Regions from separate parts of the Homo sapiens genome. Here region 1 is linked to region 2. Evidence: chromatin contacts called from ENCODE Hi-C data. All regions are on one chromosome and are shown on one strand. Each heading gives the region's core, a stretch centred on a gene start or an enhancer-like site at or near the end of the contact. The rest is flanking DNA. Distances are from core to core; before and after follow the strand shown.

The links. A loop is a pair of places that touch in the nucleus more often than their neighbours do. Pooled maps may share reads with other maps.
Region 1: a loop to region 2 is called in a map of heart right ventricle, with 7 times the contacts of the local background. The contact joins two enhancer-like sites. A Hi-C loop is called at or near these places in 2 of 168 maps with a recorded cell type or tissue (K562 and heart right ventricle), 1 of 37 single-sample maps with no recorded cell type and 3 of 50 pooled maps.

Annotation. Positions count from the first base shown.
Region 1 is chr3:37,972,336-37,976,151 of GRCh38, reverse strand. CTDSPL (CTD small phosphatase like) reads right to left here. Exons shown (of 8, transcript NM_001008392.2): 7 at 258-443. Among named protein-coding and RNA genes, the nearest start is that of MIR26A1, 4.8 kb to the right of the region's middle. Within about 2 kb of position 1,356, at least 5 of the 41 ENCODE cell types and tissues checked have a DNase peak (open chromatin) inside an H3K27ac peak, as active enhancers do.
Region 2 is chr3:37,555,149-37,558,801 of GRCh38, reverse strand. All of the region lies in intron 15 of ITGA9 (integrin subunit alpha 9), which reads right to left. Among named protein-coding and RNA genes, the nearest start is that of ITGA9, 100 kb to the right of the region's middle. Within about 2 kb of position 1,920, at least 4 of the 41 ENCODE cell types and tissues checked have a DNase peak (open chromatin) inside an H3K27ac peak, as active enhancers do.

The sequences.
Region 1 (3,816 bases), core at 107-2,606, 420 kb before region 2:
TATATTGCCACACTGCAACCTCCAATGATCCTATGAGATCAGCATTCCTATAATTCCCATTTGACAGATGAGGCAACCGAGGCTCAGTGAGGTTAAATAACTTGGTCAATGACACGCAACTGCTAAATGGCAGAGCTGGGATTTCATTAGGAAAAGGCCCAGAGACCTTCTTGTGTAGGTGCTCAAAAGTGGTACCTGCCTGGCAAGACAGAGGGCTCAGATGGAGCACGACATTTTCTTTCTTTGGGGCCACTTACTGCATTCTCAGGATGGAAGATGTATGAGGCAGGGGAATTGTCAACAATGATCACTTTGCTCAGCTCCCGCCCAAGGCGACTCAGGTCCTTCACGTAGTTCCCACGATGAAAAACACATGATTCTCTGAAGAGCCGGGCCCGGAACACACCCCAGCGGTCTAGGAGGTCAGCCACAGGGTCTGCATACTGGAAAAGACGTGTCACAATGAAGGCTGGGTGTTTAAAAGAGCCCCCCAAACCCTGAACTACAGCAGCAAGATCCAGATTACGTTTTTTAAAAATGGATTTAATAATTAGATGTGTCTTAGGATCCTGGTTATTTTCCTCTCCGTGTACATAAGATGGCACTGGATTCTTCCATTTCTCTCACATCCAACCATCAGGAATTGTCAGTTTCATCTCCAAAGATAGCCTGACTCCATTTGCATCTATTTATATTGCCACCACCCTTAGCCTGGGCCTCGAATCTCTGGCCTGGGATGGCTGTGTGAGCCTCGTGAAAAACCTGTCTTTCCCACGGGGCCTCCTTTCTAGCCCATTCACCTAGAAGCTGTCAGAGTGGCCACTGGAAAACATATGTGCCATCATGTCACTCCTCTGCTGAAAACTCTCCACTGTCTACACACCGCACTTGGAGTAAGGCCCACGTTCCTCACTGCTGCGTCCCACATGGCACAGCTGAATGAGCTCCATCTGGAGCCCCTGGAGCCACACTGGCTTTGAGTATGGTCAGGACCTTTGTACCAGTGTTCCCTCTGCATGCATTCTCTCCCCAGCTCTTTGCAGAACATCTGTCTCCTGGTTTTTCAGGTCTTGACTTCCTCTCCCATCCACCTAGAGCCACATCTATCTTCCTTTCTGGGTTGTTTCCCTCACAGAGTGGAGTACTATGTGGGATTGCTTGATTTCCTCTCTCCTTGTCAGGGCCCAGGCCTGAAACATCCCCACCACCACATCCCTAGCACCTCCCAGAGTATCTACCACAAGAGGGGCTCAGTAAACATGAATTTCACCACTGAATGAATGAGCTGGCTCCAATGTGTCTTGAATGGCATGACACTGCCCCCTAGAGGTCCTCTGGGCACTTGGGCCAGACCAGCCCCTGAGTGACAGGATGGTGCCCAGCCGTCCACTCCCATAGATGCCCATCCACTTCCTTGAAGCCCAGGAGCTGGATGGGAGTTTGAGCCCAGCTCACAGTTGCGGATCATCCTGCCTGGCCCTCTCTCATGACCTAGGAAATTTCCCCCAAAGCAGGCTTGGAGAAAGAAATAAAGGGGTTTCTGAGAGAAAATCCTCATAACTGAAGATACCTAAAAGAGTGGGCCATACTGAGTGGCTAGGCCTGGAAGAAACAGGAGCAGTTGCCAAGCCTGACACGAGGCCAGGCCCCTGCACCAAGACCAAGTAAGGGGTACAACCAGGCATCAGCGGGACCCAGTGACTCTGCCAGGGAGGCAGAGAGCACCTGTGGCTGGTGGCGCTGGGAAGGCCAGTAGTGGAGTGCAGAGCAAGTGCCAGCACAGCTGTGGGACGTGGGCTGCAAAGCTGCAAGCAGCAGCTATGATTCCGTGGGAACATCCTCTCCTCTCCAAGGACATCCTGTAGGAGGCAGAGTCCAGGAGCAGCTGTGTTTCCTACTGGCCAAGGGAGGTGAGAGCTCAGGGCACTACAGTCATCTGCTGGTGAGGCTAACCAGGGGCCACGTGGGTGGGTTGTAGGCAACTGAGTCCAGATCAGGGGTATCCCATCTTTCGGCTTCCCTGGGCCACATTGGAAGAAGAATTGTCTTGGGCCACACATAAAATACACTATCACTAACAATAGCTGATGAGCTTTAAAAAAAATCTCCTAACGTTTTAAGAAAGTTTACGAATTTGTGTTGGGCCACGTCTAAAGCTGTCCTGGGCTGCACGCGCCCTGTGGGTCACAGGCTGGACAAGCTTGCTCTAAATGGAAAAAGATGATCTATTTCCTCATAATCATGAACACTTGTGGTAGCACCTATCTTTCAAGAGTGTCTGAGTCTGAGGCCTCCAGGCCTTAGAGAATGAATGTGAAGAATGTAAGCTTCACAAGGGGAGGGACTTTGTCTCTTTTTTTCTTTGCTATATCCCCAGTATTTAGTACTGTGCCTGGCACACAATAGGTACTAAGTAAATATTTGCTGGGTGAATGAAGGAAGGAATGACAATGAAGCAGATACTGAAAGGCTACGACAGTCAGCTTGAGGTTCCTGCGGGCTCCTGGGCAGCAGGCAAGGAGGTCCACTGCACCACTACTGCTGGCTGGAAGCCGAGTCCAGAGCCAAGGACAGGGGCATGACCACCCATCAGCAGGACATGTACCTCAGCGAGGAAAGAGGGTGGAAGGCTGCACGTGGGAGCTGATTCGGCTCAGCAAGGCTGGAGTAGCAGCAAGAGAAGGGTTGAAGAGACAGATGGTGGGGCAGGTGGGAGCCATCCAGGAAGAGTAACCGAACAAGGATGTTTAAGCAAATGCTGGGGACAATGCCAAGGAAGAGTGTTCTCAATTTTCCCAAACAAAAAACAGCTCTCACTTCACTGCTATTGGTGCAATCTTCTTGTTTATTTCTTTGGTTATTACTTCAGGCCCTTCAGCATCCCAGAGCACTGTTGGAAGAGCCACTGATGCTACAGATAACAATTAATCTTGGTACCACTCATCTGAAAGATTACCCACTGGGGAAGACTCTATTTTCCCTGAGGCCTTGTTCTCTTTTTGAAATGCAAAAATAAGGACGAGGATTTTGAATCCCACTCCACTGGTTCATGCTCTAAGGCCTGGTGATAAGTCTGGCAGCATTTGTGCAAGTGGGGCTCTCCCGCCCCTCAATCATCACAGAGATGGACCCAACCAGCAATGGCCAGGCCAGCAAAGCAGTGGAACATGCAGAGGAAGAGAAGGGAGTATGGGCATCAGGGCACCGTCCAGAAGCAGGACATGGCGGAGGAAGCTACTGTGTGATGTCCTGGAGACAGGCAAATGGTTAACCTGGGCCCCAGAAAACTCATCTTTGGGACCACTCAGGGTCCCTGAGATGCCCATGGAGACAACTGTGGTGCTACCAACAAATGGATGGTGTCAGCCCCATCAGAGTCAGAGTTTGGGAAATGGTCAAGGCAAAGATCTCCTGGGAGAAGCAAGGCCTACCCTGCCTGCCCCACACAGCACAGGCACCCTGCCACACCTGTGAAGGGGGAGACTAAACCATACTGGGAGGCTTGGGAACCTGCTAGTTTCCTTAAACAGTGGAGAGGACAAAGAAACCATTCTATTTGATCAGAGCCAGTGTAGATTTTAGGTCAGATTCATATCAAGCTTTAGGATCAAGATATGTCTGAATGATTTTATCATCACCAATAAATATATGTATATATATTTTTGAGACGGAGTCACTGTCGCCCAGGGTGGAGTGCAGTGGCATGATCTTGGCTCACTGCAACCTCTGCCTTCTGGGTTCAAGCAATTCTCGTGCCTCAGCCTCCCGAGTAGCTGGGATTACAGATGCCCGCCACCATGCCCAGTTAATTTTTGT
Region 2 (3,653 bases), core at 671-3,170:
CACACAGGCAGAGCCAGGAGTCTGGAAGGCATGGGAATGCTTCACTTGCCAAGTCATGGTATTCAGAACGGATGCCCCAGCAGACTAGCTCCTGGGAGGCAGCGGTTATGGCTTACGAGTCTCCATCTGCCCCGGGCCCAGCACAGTGTCTGGCACACAATGAGCACTCAATAAATAGGGTGCCATCCAAATCGGAACACTTGAGAGTGAAATAGAGAACTATTAATGATTATGCTGGGACAACAGGCATAAACCAGGACTGTCCCAGGCACACCTGTACATAGGACACTACATCACTGATGTGTGTAGAAACAGAAGTGAATTGAAAATAGAGAAGCAAGGGGTGGGAGGGACAAGTGTGGGACTAGGCCAAGTAAGACAGTGCCCCGAATGCAGGCATGAAATAACCTGAGCTGTTGGAGGACAGGGCCCAGTCTTTTTAATCTTTGTTTCCCCTCCACCAGACACAGAGCTGTGTACCCAACAGGTACTCAACACATGCTGGTGGGCTGAAGGCATGGACCAGACTTCAAGCTCTTCAGAAGAGGTTTAAGTGACAGTCATTGTTTAAACTGCAGAGGCCACAGACAGGCAGGGAAGATCAAACAGAAGTGCAGAGAACCTCCAGTCCCCAGGACTCCTGCCTGCCCTGGACTCACAGACCCACATTGAGCTTTCCTCCCACCTCAGAGCACGGACACACGTGCACAGGAGCGGCTGAAAAGTGCAACCTCGTCCAAGACCAGGAGAAACCTAGCACCAATCCACCCAGAAATGGGCCATCCAGAATGGAGTTTTCTCTTTCTCAGACTAACTAGGTAATAATAATGAGAAAAGCCATCATCTTTTGCATTCAAAGTCATAGAACTAGTTGGTTGCTGGATGGGATTCAAACCCAAGACTTGGCTGCTTACCAGCTGTGAGATCTTAAATAAATTAAATGCTCTAAATCTCAGATCCCTCAATGGTAAAATGAGATTTTATTTTATTTTTATATATGTAGATATAATTCTGATACAATTTTCTGTATATAATCACATATTAACATATGTAATTGTATTCTTTATAAGGACTTCATGTACATGTAAAACATGTAGCATATAGTAAATGCTCAATAAAAGATAGCTATTATTGTTACTGTTACAACTTAATTTCTTCTTTTTATTTACATAGCCCTTAATACATTTTTTTTAAAAGAAGCAACTCTCTGTCACCCTCTTCACACAAATCTCCTGGGATGCATGTGAATAAACTATTCATCCACCATTGGACCCACCATTGTTCCAACTCCCATGAACTGGGGCTAGGGCTGTCTTGTGAAAAGACCCCCAGGCTACCTATGGATGGCTGCTTCGAAGGGGTGGGTTTCCTCAGCCTGGGCGCTTCCCTAGCTCTCTGTAGGTGACAGAATCCTTTCTGCCGCACACAGCGTACTCACTACAATCAACAAATTCCCCATCTGCAAAACAGAAGTCACCAAGGAGGCTGGTGGCCCACAGTAACCTGTCAGGGAAGAAATATAGGAGGCCACCATTTTCTCACAAAATGCAGGAAGGACCCATGCAATTTCTAAGCTGGCTTCTCGTATTCTGTTTGCCCCAAGAAAGCAGACCCAAGAAAAGGAGAAGGAAAACCACTTTAAAATTTTCTGCTTAATAAGAGCTTGTACCTCAAGAGCTTCCTGGTCTCTGAGAAGGGGAAATAGATTTCTGACATAGCTGTGTCCAAAAACACTGCAGTGAAGTTTAAAAAAACTGCTGAAAAGTCAAGCTCAGTCAGTTGACTGCTGACAACACTGTCCTTCAAGCAATAGGCAGAGAATGCAGAAGAAATTATAGCCCACACCACCCTCCTATAAGGGGCACCCCCTCCATTAACACACATCAGCGTGGGCTGGCGAGCTGCACTAGGTCACATAAAGTCAGTGCTGCTGACTCAAGCCTGGCCCCACGTTGTTGATGAGGAGCACTCGCTCTCACGGTCAGTGTGAGGAGAGAGGCATCTGGCCCCTCCGAGGCCCACTTGCTTCTGATACCTGCATCAACTGCCAGCTGGTGGCTTTGTCCGTTTTCCCCTGTAACTTTTGGTATCTATGTCTTCGAGCTCCTTGCTTTGTGGTCTATGGACCAGCAGCACCAGCGTCACCAGGGAGCTTGCTAGAAATTCACCTCAGATCTGCTGTATCAGGATCTGCATTGAACAAGGTCCCAGGTTCTTCGTGTGCACGCTAACGTGAGGAGTCCTTGTCAACCAGCCCGTGAAGATGACTGAGAGGCTCTGGCTTGCTCTGGTCCAGAGAGAAAGAACGTGCCAGCTCCGAGAGCTGCCTTACCATTTGCCCTCTTCTCTTCCCACATTTCTTATTTGCTCCATACTTTCTATTTTCTTCTCACCATCTGCTTCTAATCATTTTTTAATCCCCCAAAAAACTATGAAACGAGTCTTGACCCCTTCCAAATGCAGAGGCAGTTAGAAAGAGGAAAAGATTTGCAGGGTAGAGCAGAAGGAAAAAGGGGCCCAGTGTTTACCAGACCCCTACTAAGAAGTCAGTATTCTGCTCCCCATTTCAGCTGAGGACACTGAAGCTCAGCAGTAAAGGTGAAGCAACTTGCCTGAGACCATGTGGTTGATCAGAGCAAGACCTGGTCCACCCTGGCCTGGCCCAGCCCCTGCCATGCTAAGCAGGAAGAGTGCTTCAGTTCATGTGCTTCACACATGTTGAGTTGAAAGGGAATCTTTCCACCCAGCACTAGCAAGAGCATCAGGAAGGAGGGCTTTTCTACGCTAAAAGGCAATATTGTAATATGTCCCAAACCTAAAATGCCTTCCCTTTCCCACTGAGCAATACCACTTCCATCCTCTGCACTGCCACCTTTTATCTAGTTCTATGCCACTGAAAACAGAAAACATCACATCCAAGATGGTGACATCCTTTGAAGGACCCACTCAACTTGGTGAACCATCCAACCTTCTTCTGTTCTGTTTCCCCCATTGTATATGGGGCCTGTATGTGGATATAAACATTTGTGTGTGATTGTTCCAAAACACTAGAGGGAGAGATTATGTTCCATGGTACACTTGCAACTCAGGTTTTAATCAGCATGTCTAAGTACAACGTGAAACAGTCAATGTGACCTCAATCTATTATTTGTATTTCCATTTGGCTGTGTGGCTTGATCTGTGTGACTAGTGCCTTGGGAGGCTCCATGCTGTACTGTGGCAGGAGCTGTGAGTTGTCTGTCCAGTGTCTGTCCCTCTCCTTCTTAAAAATCAAACTTCAATATCTGCACTGTCCAACATGGTAGCCACTAGCCACATGTGTTATTTCAGTTTGAATTTATATTAATTAAAAGTATAGAAAAGTAAAAAGTCAATGCCTTATTGGCACTAGCCACATTTTAAGTGCTCACAGTCATATGTGGTCACTGGCCACCATATTGGACAGTGCTGATACGGAACATTTCCTTCATCACAGAAAGTTCTGCTGGAGAGCAAAACTCTATAGTGATAGGATTTATAAGATGTCTAGCTGGTACTTAGACATCTTCCAACCTCTTTTAAAATATGGATGGTCAATGCGTTATAAGCAGAAGTCACTGGAGGCTCTTTACAGGGGCCTCAGACCAGATTATAAAGAGCCCCTTTGCATGTCC